Linked DNA regions of Mus musculus: region 1 is linked to region 2. The links are chromatin loops, found by intact Hi-C in ENCODE. Cell type or tissue: heart. All regions are shown on one strand. Each heading gives the region's core, and the rest is flanking DNA. Links, peaks and the distances in the headings are about the cores only.

Region 1 (5,000 bases), core at 1-5,000, 120 kb before region 2:
TGTCCTGACTCCATCTTTGCAAAGTTACAATTTTATAGGAATAGGTTTGGGTGCAACTTGACAAGTCCTGAGAGCTCTGCTTCTAGCTAGAGAGACCCTGCAGCCGGAGTTATATGAACCATTCACCTGGCCAGTCCCTCAAGGCCGATTCTACAGCACTCAGCCATTGCCTCTGCGATGAGGCCACCAGGGACAAACTCTGGGACCTCCGAAGGCCCAGCCTGAACCTCTTATCCAGGATGGTGGTATAGGAGCCCTTTAGCTAGGGGCCCTTTAGCTAGACAGTGGTCCAGGCCCATGAGCACATCCCCTTGGAAGTGCCTGTAACACACCCTCTGGTCATCCTCCCACCTCTCCACCCTCACCTCCTACCCCACCCCTATCCCCATCCCACTCTGGTCTCCCTTTCATAGTGCCCATGACCCTTCTCCAGCTGACCACCCTCCCAAGGCCTTTGGAGACCCATGCACAGGATCAGGTGGGGCTGTGATCTCTTATGAAATAATCCCAAAGGCTACTGAAGCTAAATGGAGCTTAGACATGGTCCCACCCGCTCCATTCACCGCTCTGCTACCCGAGGCCCATCGTACCCATAGAGACTGATGTCTAAGGAAGTGATGGGCACTCTACTCTGTCTTTGGACCGCACATCACATCTATGAAGAAGCTCCAGTGTGTTTAGAGAAGTATAGAAAATTGCCAGGTTAGCAGTTGGGGTGGCCTCTCACATGGATAACCTGAGTGTTTTCTTTCACTGTGATACCCTCAACTGCAGGTGGGAGGGATATTGGGAGGAGCCTTCAGGTAAAACAAACCAAATGGCAAGTCTGTCTTAACCTCTGCCATTTGGCCTAGGAGCTGCCATTGTTTCTGGGAGCTCCGAGTCAGGGCATTAGGGCCCAAAGATAGCTGGGGAAGGATGTGGTATAGGCAGGAGAGAAACGCCATGAGAAGTAATGTCACTCAGACAGGGACCTTCACAGTCACACTACGCTTGACAGATGGGGGTCCCCAGCACCACTCCTGACCCTGTAGCTGTGTTCCTCCATGATGCCCCACTGAGAACAGCTGGGACCCCTGCTTGCCAGGCCAGGGGCCCAGCTTCTCTGCAGAAGTTCACACCTCTGAAATGCTTTCTTATTTCAAGACTCCCAGCTACTTTTCAAAGAAAGATAAAAAGAAACTTTGAGGACTTCTTGGTCATCAGATAGTGTTAGAGACCACCATGTCCAGAGGGTGGCAGTAGTGGGCTCTAAATTTCCTGGGGCAGCTTCCACCAGAGTGTTCTGGCTCAGAGGGAGCCAAGGTTCTTGGGGACTGACTGGGGACAGACAGGGTTCCTGCTGGAATGCTGGCCAGTTCCTCCTAAGAAGGAGGCTTTCAGGGACTCCATCATTAAAGTGCTTGCTTTGCAAGCATAGGACCTGAGTTTGACCCTCAGCACCCACATGGAAAAGCCAGACAGAGGCACGACCTTGTGTCACAGCACTGGGGAGGCAGAAACACACAGATGCCGGGGCCTTGTTGGCCAGTCAGCCTGTCCCAAGAGGCAGGAGCCAGGCCAGTAAAGAGCCTTGTTTCAAAAAAGCTTGGCCAGCGCTGGGCAACACTGAGGTTATCCTCTGGCCTCTTCACACTTGTACGCAACAGGCACATACACATGCATGTGTGTACACACACATATACAGAGGAAGGAGAGAGAGGGAGAGAGAGAGAGAGAGAGAGAGAGAGAGAGAGAGAGAGTAGTTGCTTGAGCTTCAGCCAGATGCAAAAACCAGAAACCCTCAGACTCCTGAACTAGATACAGCCCAAGCCCCAACTTGTGATCTACATGGCTTTTTGGAAGCCAGGAGCCTCCAGAAGCACAATCTCACTGACTCATGGGAATGACCTGGGCTGCTGGTGACCTGGTATAAGCCCAGCCTGCGAGCAGTTAGCTGGGAGTCTGGGCCAAGCCCTATATCAGTTCGGGACTTCCGTTACTCCTTGTGATGAATGAAGAAGAGACAAGGCTGGTCTGGCTCTGTTGCCTGCATCTGGAAGGTTCTGCCCCGTGCTGTGCTCTAAGGGAGTTTTCACAGCTTCAGATTCCAGGGTTCCACCCAGACCTGTACATTATGAACAAGCTGAGAGCTGAATAAGATAGAAGAACTTATTCTAGGATAAGTTGGGGGAAGGGCTCCTGGGGTTCCAGGATCAGGATTGAGAGCCACAGCCCCAGGTCTGACCACACAGCTCAAAGATCTGAGTCTGGATAGATAGGGGAAATACAGATATGTCCTGCCTGGAGTTTCCTGCTAAGATTTGAACTCTAGGACACTGGAGGCTCTAAATTCCAGGACAAGAGTGGAAGGTCTTGGGCCTGCAATTATCTAGCCATGCCCTTATGAGGTGGGGGACCTGATACCTGACACTGTGTTCCTAACTGAGAGCTCTGGATAGTTTTACAATAATTTTTGAATGTTTTAAAGTTTAAAAAAATTCTCCCAGAGCCCCCACCGTAACCTAGGGCTTCAAGGTATGACTTCATGTACATCTCTCCCGCCTTCCTGGTAAGAGATGCACCATGCTCCCAGGTGCTTCACCAGGCAATGCTAGGATCACTCTGAAATGTTCTACAGCTGGTTGGACTAGTGGAGAAGGCCAGGGAGGTTGGCCCCTCGGTAATGTTCTAGTGACAGACAGTGATGCTTTGCCCCTCCCATTCCATTCCTGCCCAGTTGTACCAGGTCTTCTGATTCAGCCCTCCCATCTCTACCCGATCCTTCACCGTGTGCAGCCTGATGTTCCCATATACAGCCACTAGAGGGAGTCACTCAATCACGAACTGCCAGCCTGGTCGTTGCCCTCTCTCTTGAACTTGGGGGCATATTGCGGTCCTGGGAGGTAGTGAGAGGCTGCCTCCCACTCAACTGAACAGTGACGTCAGTGGAATGGCCTTCACTGCAGCACACAATGTCTAGACTCCAGACCCAGGTCCCAAGCCAATCCAAGCCCAGAACAGAAACCTGATTCAGAAGACCAGTCCAACATTCCAGGAGAGCCATGAGTAACCTGCAGCCACCTGCCCCAGGTGACAGTGAACACCCCAGCTAGTTGTAAGACAATTTCATTCATCCTATGGGTCCCTTCTGACTTGGAAATGTACATTCTAACAATAAAAATGATAGTGATGGTGAGATGGTGAAACATACTAGCTTAGCACCCAGTGTATGGTAGAGGTGTTAAGAGCCTTACAGCTGTGTTTCAGTTTCTAATCCATCCATTCAGTAGAGACTGTAATATGTCACATTTCCCTGACCTCCTGTTACATACCTAAGTTTATTCACATATTTTGCATATTCACACACCCTGTCAGCCACCTTATAGAAGAAACAAACTCATCTAGATCCATCAGCCTCATCCACTCAGAAAAAAAAATGCATACGATGCCTACTATGTTCCTCATACTGCAGAATACTGGTTATAAGGACCCAGACCCTTTCCTCCTGTGTGTTCAGTCAATACCAATGGTAGAAGCCACTGTTTATACAAAGAGCCCAGGGATCAGTTCCCAGCCCAACTTGCAGTCTCGGAAACTGCCAGATCTTGTACCACAGGCTCAATGCTGAGGCTGCTGCTCCTGTCCTGGGTCTCCATCACTCAGCCCACCCCAACACCCAGCATTTCCACCTGTCTTCCTCATTGATGTGGAACACACATACCCTGACCTGCAGTGGGAAAATCCAGTTGGGCAGGGGTTTCTCCAGCCCCCGCCTTGGGATCTTCCAGTGAAGGCTGCCCTCCTGCCCTGCCCGGGCTCCTGACCCTCAGAACCCATGAGCATTGTAATTCAACATGAATAAAATGAGCATGACAAATAGGAAATCCAGGGCTCAAAAAGTGGTAGAGTTGGAATGTTAGAACAACAACGACAAACCACCCAACTCTACTATGGAGGGTTTGCATTACTATCACCACCAAGACCTTTAAATGCACAGATAAAAAAAACCATGTATTTAGTTTTATTGCTTTAAAACTTGTTGGCTAACACAATTGCTGAACACAAAACCTCCTGCCCTAAATTTATTAGCTAGTCTCCACTGACCTCCTTGACTATCCGCTGTTGGCAGAGGCCGCTGGTTCCAGCTTCCCTGAGATCTTACATAGTTGTTTTGTGTTTCTCCTCCCAAAAGCTAGCCAAAAAGCCCCTTCTCTTTTCCTGAGTCTCCTTTTCCTCCTGGGACCCGGAAGTGCCACCTGTCCCTTCTGTCCAACAGTTGACTCTTGGCCTCCTTTATTGACCAAATCAAGAACAAACTAGGGAAACAGACATTACTATCAGCACCTCCCCCTACATACCACAGCCACATCATACAGTGGCCAGGACCATCTCAAGCCCAGGACCTCATCGGGCATCTCTGGACTGACATCTATGGCCCTTCCTGACACTTGTTTCATTCCTAAAGGACGAGCCTTGGTTTACAGCATAGGAGAGTAGAACAAGTCCTCTCAAAATCCAGATCATGACACATCATGCAGATGCCATGTTTCCTGCTCCTGTGGTGGAGGAAGAGTTGTTTCACAGGACTACACAGCTGCAGTGGCTTGATCTTGACATCTGTTTCCTAGGGCAGAACATGTAAGAATGGGACAAGGCCACAGCTGCCATCTCTACCCTGCCCAGCTATGGGCCACAGACAAGAGCCTGCACTCCCGGCCCTCAGTCTCCTCATCTTTAAAAGGGAGTAAGAGTAGTTTCCATGCTGTCAATGTGAGGTTTCAACAAGGTAATGTGTGAGAGGGTTTGGATACACACTTGCCAATGCGACTCTGCTCAGAACTACATTGATTCAACAAACATTTACTATGTTGGAGCCAGAAGCTAGGGCAGCCATTTAATGTGGAACTCAAAATTTATCCTGAACTCTCTGTAGTGAGCTCTTTTAATATTTTTTCATAAACAGGGTATCCAAGACTTAAAAAAATAAGTAGTAGAGTTGGAATATTAAAAAATAAAAC
Region 2 (5,877 bases), core at 878-5,877:
ATCAGAAGTTCATGGCCTAGGGACAGAGCCTTTGTAGACACCTGAGACCTTGTACACACACCCCCCCCCCAACTCCCACACACACAAAGCTCCGGCCTTTCAACTTGAACCACCACTTTGTGACACATGCTAATCAAACCCAAGTGACCTTGGCTTTGCAATACTGTCTCAGATTTGCAGTCCACAGGTGCCTACTCAGCCCCCTGGCCCAGACTCCCCTCCTGCATCCTGCCTGAACACTATCCCTAGCCCTCTCCTATGAGCCTCGAGCACCAGCAGGCTCCTGTCTACCATCTGCTCCCAGTGTTAAACCTTCCCTCGACCTCTGTGTCTCTTCCCGGCCTCTCTTTCCCTTCCACTTAAACAGTTGGCTGTAAAGTCCCTAACACTCTCGGGAACTCAGTGCATCCTAACACAATGGATGATGACACCCGTGGCCCCTTATCTTCCTGTCCTCTTACTTGTCCCAACTTCCTGTACCCCATGCAGGGGTCTAGCCTGCCCTTCCCTGCCTATAAGACAGCCCAGCACACAGGGAGTACTCCACAGATAGCCATAAGGGAAGCAATGGGTTGTGGAGGAGGCGAAGGCCAAAAACCCAACCCAAACGCCAGAGGCAGACTTGTCGGAAGAAAAGGTGAGATGCAAATACCATTTGCTCCTTCAGCAAACGCCTGCACTCCTACTGTGCTGGGCTTAGCCATGCTTGTCACCCTCAGCTGTCCTGCCTCAGATGTTCATGTCCACACCCAAGGCTGGAGGGTTTACCTGGGCCAGAACAAAGTGAGAACAGAAAGCCTCAGGCCTGGAGCACTGAGCCTTCCTATATGACCTGGCCCGGGCTGCAATGCCTCTTTTCTGAACAAACCAGAACACGGGAAGGCCCACACCCTCCAGACTCTCACAGCTCCAGAGGGCCTGTAGGACATTCCCAGAAAGAATCTCAGAGGCCACTGTCACCTTTTCCCCTATGGCAGGGGCCACCTCCCACACCTCAGACCAAGGGACTCCTTCGTGGACTTCCCTCCTCTTTCAAATCTTTTTTTTTTAAAGATTTATTTATTTATTATATGTAAGTACACTGTAGCTGTCTTCAGATACACCAGAAGAGGGCGTCAGATCTCATTAGGGATGGTTGTGAGCCACCATATGGTTGCTGGGATTTGAACTCAGGACCTTCGGAAGAGCAGTCGGGTGCTCTTACCTGCTGAGCCATCTCACCAGCCCCTCAAATCTTAAGATATGGGTTTGAAGGCATCCTTCGCACACTGCTTAAGGTTACCCTGCTGACCGCATCTCCCTGAGAGGATCAGAGCAGGCTCCATTGTCGGGGTGCACTGTGTCAAGTTTACCGTTACTGCAAAGCCCTTGTCAACTAGAAATCACACTTGAAGGACAGCAGGGGATCGGTGTGTCCGCTGTTGTTCAAGGCTATGGTGTCAAAGCTGCAGGCTAAGGTGTCTAGTGAGGAAAAGTCCCCACACTTCTAACTTGCAGAAAGAGCTTCAGGAAGAGACAACACAGACACACAGGTGCTGGGAAGGCCAGCATGATGGCCGTGTGGTCCTTAATGTCGCTAGTGTCCTGTAAGACTGAAAGGATTCCAATACAACCTAAGCATGTTGATTTAAATAGAATGTTCCAAAACACAAACATCACGGCTGGTTCTGGATAATGACTGAACTCAGTAGGAGGAGACAAGAGCGGGATGTAGGAAAAACTTTCTGCGCAGACACACCAGTCCTGGGTATCTCGGTGTCCGTGGCCCCTTCCCCTGGGACCCCTGATTCTCCTCCCTGGAGATGGCTTCTGGTGCTCTGAGGACCTTGCTCTAAACCATGTGTCCCTGCACACCAGACTGAGCAAGAAGAAAAAGGCACAGCTCAGCTATTCGCCCTAGAGACCAAGCGATGTCACAGTGAGCTGAGGTCCTGCTGCAGGGCTCAGCCTTCCTTCCTCACTCACACCTCTGTGTCAGGCCGACACTTCTGTCTCCCCCTTTGAGGTCCAGCCTGTCCCCTGGCCACCCAGATCCCTTCTCACTCTCTGGCTGTTGTACGCTCTCACAGAGGAAAGATGGCCAGAACACAGAAAGGCTGGGCACATGGAAGGGAAGGGCAGGACTCTGCCCGTGGTCTTGGATGGCTATGTACCAGCAGGCTAGGCTTCTCCTCCTTAGTTGTGTCTCTCTGCACTGCCACTCCAGATGCCATGCCCTGCTCAGGTAGGAGCCCCAATTACCCTCACCTCTTCCCTCTCCTTTATCCCCAAATCCAAACTTTAAACACCTGTGAGCCTAGCCTTATCAATGGCTAAGCCATCTCTCTGGTCCCTTTAACCATGTGCTATGTTACAGTTCCTTCTGGTGCTGTAGACTTGGAATGTGGGAGTCTACCCGTGCCTCAGAGAGAAACCAGAGTCAAGCCCATTCCAGACAGGACCTCTGCCTCTGAGCTATGTGCCTTGCCCACGTTTTCTGGAGATATATGCACCACTGGCTGGCCTTGCACTGGAGATCCTCCTGTGTCTACCTCCCAGGTCCTAGGGTAACAAGCTTGCACTACCATACCTGGCACTGTTGTCTGCAGAGCATGAGTCAAATACTAAGGCCTCAGCCATGAACAGAACAAATATGGTCCCTGTTTCCCCAACACTAGTGGGGAGACAGACCCTAAACAGGATGCACAAATGAACACACAGTATACCATAAAGGGCAACATACAAAGTTCCAGAGCACCTTGACCAGCTAGGCATTGGGACAGGGTTACTTTAGTGAAGCAGTCACTTCTAGAGGCAAGAGTGAGCAGAGAAGCCAAGGATGGGAGTGACACACACCTTTAATCCCAGCATTCGGGAGACAGAGGCAGGTGGGCACATCTCTGAGTTCAAGGCCAGCCTGGTCTGCAGTGTGAGTTCCAGGACAGCCAGGGCTACACAGAGAAACCCTGCCTCGTTGCTGGGGGTGGGGAGGTTAGCAGGGACCTGAATTTGCTGAGGAAGGAGCCATGCAGCTGCCTCAGGGAAAGGGAACAAAGAATTCAAAGCTCCTGACCCAGGGACTAAGTTTGTCACATGGTGCAAACCGCAAGGGGGCCATTAAGGAGTTGAGTGAAGCCTGAGGCAGGGAGGGAAGAGAAGCCACCCAGCTTCCTGGGGCAAGTGAACAGGATACTGGCGGCCGGACGGGGCAGTGAGGTGCTATGCAGAGACAGGACAGGCAAACAGCATCGCTAGGGCCGAGTCTCAAGTGAAGGGGGGAGAGAGCAGACAGTGAACCAGGAGATTGCCACCTTTAGGCAGGCCATGAAGGAGGCTGAGGGAGCGGTGCCTGTGGAGGTTTGTAAAAGGCTGGATCCTGGGTCCTACGCATCTCTGGAAAGGTCAGTCTGACACGCAGTCCATAGGGAAGATCTTAGGTCTATTTGGGGGACATGTCCCTGCTGTCCTTCCCTGCCGAGAACACAGTGAAATTCGGGGAAGACAACGCCCATCCCAGATCTTCTCTACCAACTCCACGGCCCTTCTCAAGTCATCCAGCCAGCGCCACCTGGTGACAACTTCTCAAACCTGCAAGCACTCAAATTCTCCGCGCAAGCAGTCAGCGTGAAGTTTGCTCTTAATCTTCCTGGCCTCAACCAAACTAACACTTTGACCTGCTCACACCTTCTCGTGGTGCGGGATTGCGCAGCATCCACGCAGGGTACTACCAGGTATTCCCCCACCGTTTATAACCCCGCACTAGCCCTGCTCTGTGAGTGGGGAGTCTCTGTCTCAGCAGAGAGAGGGGTATTTCCACGTTCCTTTACTCCCCGGGTCCAGCCTTTTACTGGGCAGCAAAGGTGTGTACAAGTGTCCATCCCTGCCTGCACACCCGGGATTGGCTCTCTGCCCCACCCCATTCCTCAGACTTGGTTAGAGGGCATATAACCCCTTACCTATGATCTGTATGTATGAGATTCCCTCCACCTCCACTCCCCAGCATGCCTAAAACAGGTGTGTCCAACTTTTTAACATTGAAACTTGATACTGTCATCTACAGAGAACCGGGCAATAGACTTACTAAAAATATTAAAATCTCATCGTGTAAGTTTACAGTTTTGGGTCAAGCCCTATCAATAGCTACATTTAGTCACATTTAGCAGACATGCCTGCTAATTGTAGTTTTCACAGAAGAATAAAGAGACCTGTCACCTCCCTCAACCTGTGTGCAGCATAAATTAGCATCAGATATAATTATTTTAGATTTATTTATTCCATATATGTGTGTACACTGTCACTGTCTTCAGACACACCAGAAAAGGACATAGGATCCCCATTACAGATGGTTGTGAGCCACCATGTGGTTGCTGGGAATTGAACTCAGGACCTCTGGAAGAGCAGTCAGTGCTCTTAACTGCTGAGCCATCTCTCCAGCCCACATCGGATATTTTTGTTACTTTTAAAGTATGTTATAAGTTTAGGTTTTAAATAATCAACAGGTTTACATATTCACAGATGGTTAAAACATATCTGTTCAGGCCAAAGTCCTCTTTGCTCCTTCTTCCCTCCCCCTTCCTGCGCCCTTGTACCCCCACCCCCACCCCACTATCAATGCTTCTACATGTTTCTTGTGGATGCTAAATTTCACACATACATCCCTAAGGAATTTGTGGGGTATATTCGTGAGGATGGTTTTCAAACGAATAAAGTTACCTGGTGTATATTTACCAACCCCTCCCTGCCCCGCACTCTTGAGCTGTATTCTTGAGTGTGTGGTCAGCTGCTTTTAAACTGCGAGGTGCTGCCGCCCCGCAAAGGAAGCAAATGGGTCCTTGGATGGTCTGGAGTCCTTCCCTAACCCTGTTCTCTCTTGGCACTTTAGCCACACTCACATTTCATGCTTCACTCCCATCTTCTCTTCACTCTTAGCTTTGAGGACCCACCGATCGCACCCTGGAGTGGTGGTAAGAGCACTTAGCAGTGAAATTCTAAGAACTACCCCTCCCTGCCCCCACCCAACACACCTCTGTAGACGCAGGCTTTGCGCCCCTGGCGGCTGCTTTATGAACTGCAGCGGCGCCTTCGCGCCTGGACTTCCTACTCGAGGGCGCGGTCAGGAAACTGCGCCTGTGGTGTGACGAGAACCTTCCTTCTTGTGCGACCTGGCCAGATGGGGACAGGTTGGTCTCTACTTTTGGGGTTCTCCAAGGAACGTGAGCCCCACCTCGAGTTGCCCGAGGATCTACATATTTGCAGGTACCAGTTATGGATGAGTTGTTCTTTTGTGTTTCTTCATGAACCAGAGTCTTTTCTAGAACATGTATTTAGGGGAGGAGGGGGCAAATGCAACACTGTGTGTGTGGGTCAGAGGGCAACTTACGGAAATCGATTTTCTCCTTCCATCATATGGGTCCCGGTGATCAAACTCAAGTTTGGCAGGCTGGGCGCAGGCGCCTTTACCTGATGAGCCATTTGACGGCCCTTTAGTTTTGTTTTCAGAAAGACATAGCAGTGTCTTGTTCTGGAGTCCACGCTGGCTTTTGATTCTGCTTCAACTTCCCGAGAGCTGAAATTACAGGCCTGTGTGACCGCTCCAAACTTTGTAGTTGCGATCTTTTCAGATAAATGAGCGCCGGCAATGGGCGGAGCTAAGCTGATCCGACAAGAAAGAATCCCTGGCGACAGGACAAACAGGTTGCAGACAGGAGCACTTCCTCACCTTGGCTCCCCAGGAACTGTCCTATCCAGAGGGCGCCCCACCCACCCTTCTCGGGCTCCCAGCCCCACTATAAAATATATATATATATGTATATGTATGTATATATATATATATGTGTGTGTGTGTGTGTGTATGTATATGTATATATATATATACACACACGTATATGTATATGTATC

Evidence for each region. Hi-C counts contacts between places; a loop is a spot of excess contacts. Peaks named below come from ENCODE experiments on the same cell type or tissue, not always from the same donor. Only the 100,000 strongest peaks of a DNase experiment are listed, where the experiment ranks them.
Region 1: a loop joins it to region 2, with 8 times the contacts of the local background. A loop is called at or near these places in 28 of 42 quality-filtered maps.

The regions. Positions count from the first base shown.
Region 1 is chr2:151,873,496-151,878,495 of GRCm38, forward strand. Rspo4 (R-spondin 4) reads left to right here. Exons shown (of 5, transcript NM_001040689.1): 5 at 1-1,173. Among named protein-coding and RNA genes, the nearest start is that of Rspo4, 33 kb to the left of the region's middle. In heart, for the core only: CTCF peaks have their summits at 1,216 (motif pointing right) and 2,800 (motif pointing right); a DNase peak (open chromatin) is centred at 2,826; H3K27me3 peaks cover 1,448 bases.
Region 2 is chr2:151,991,417-151,997,293 of GRCm38, forward strand. It overlaps a transcript of Slc52a3 not described here. Among named protein-coding and RNA genes, the nearest start is that of Slc52a3, 5.5 kb to the right of the region's middle. In heart, for the core only: CTCF peaks have their summits at 3,555 (motif pointing left) and 5,035; DNase peaks (open chromatin) are centred at 3,475 and 5,055; H3K4me3 peaks cover 1,533 bases; H3K27ac peaks cover 1,106 bases; H3K27me3 peaks cover 4,382 bases.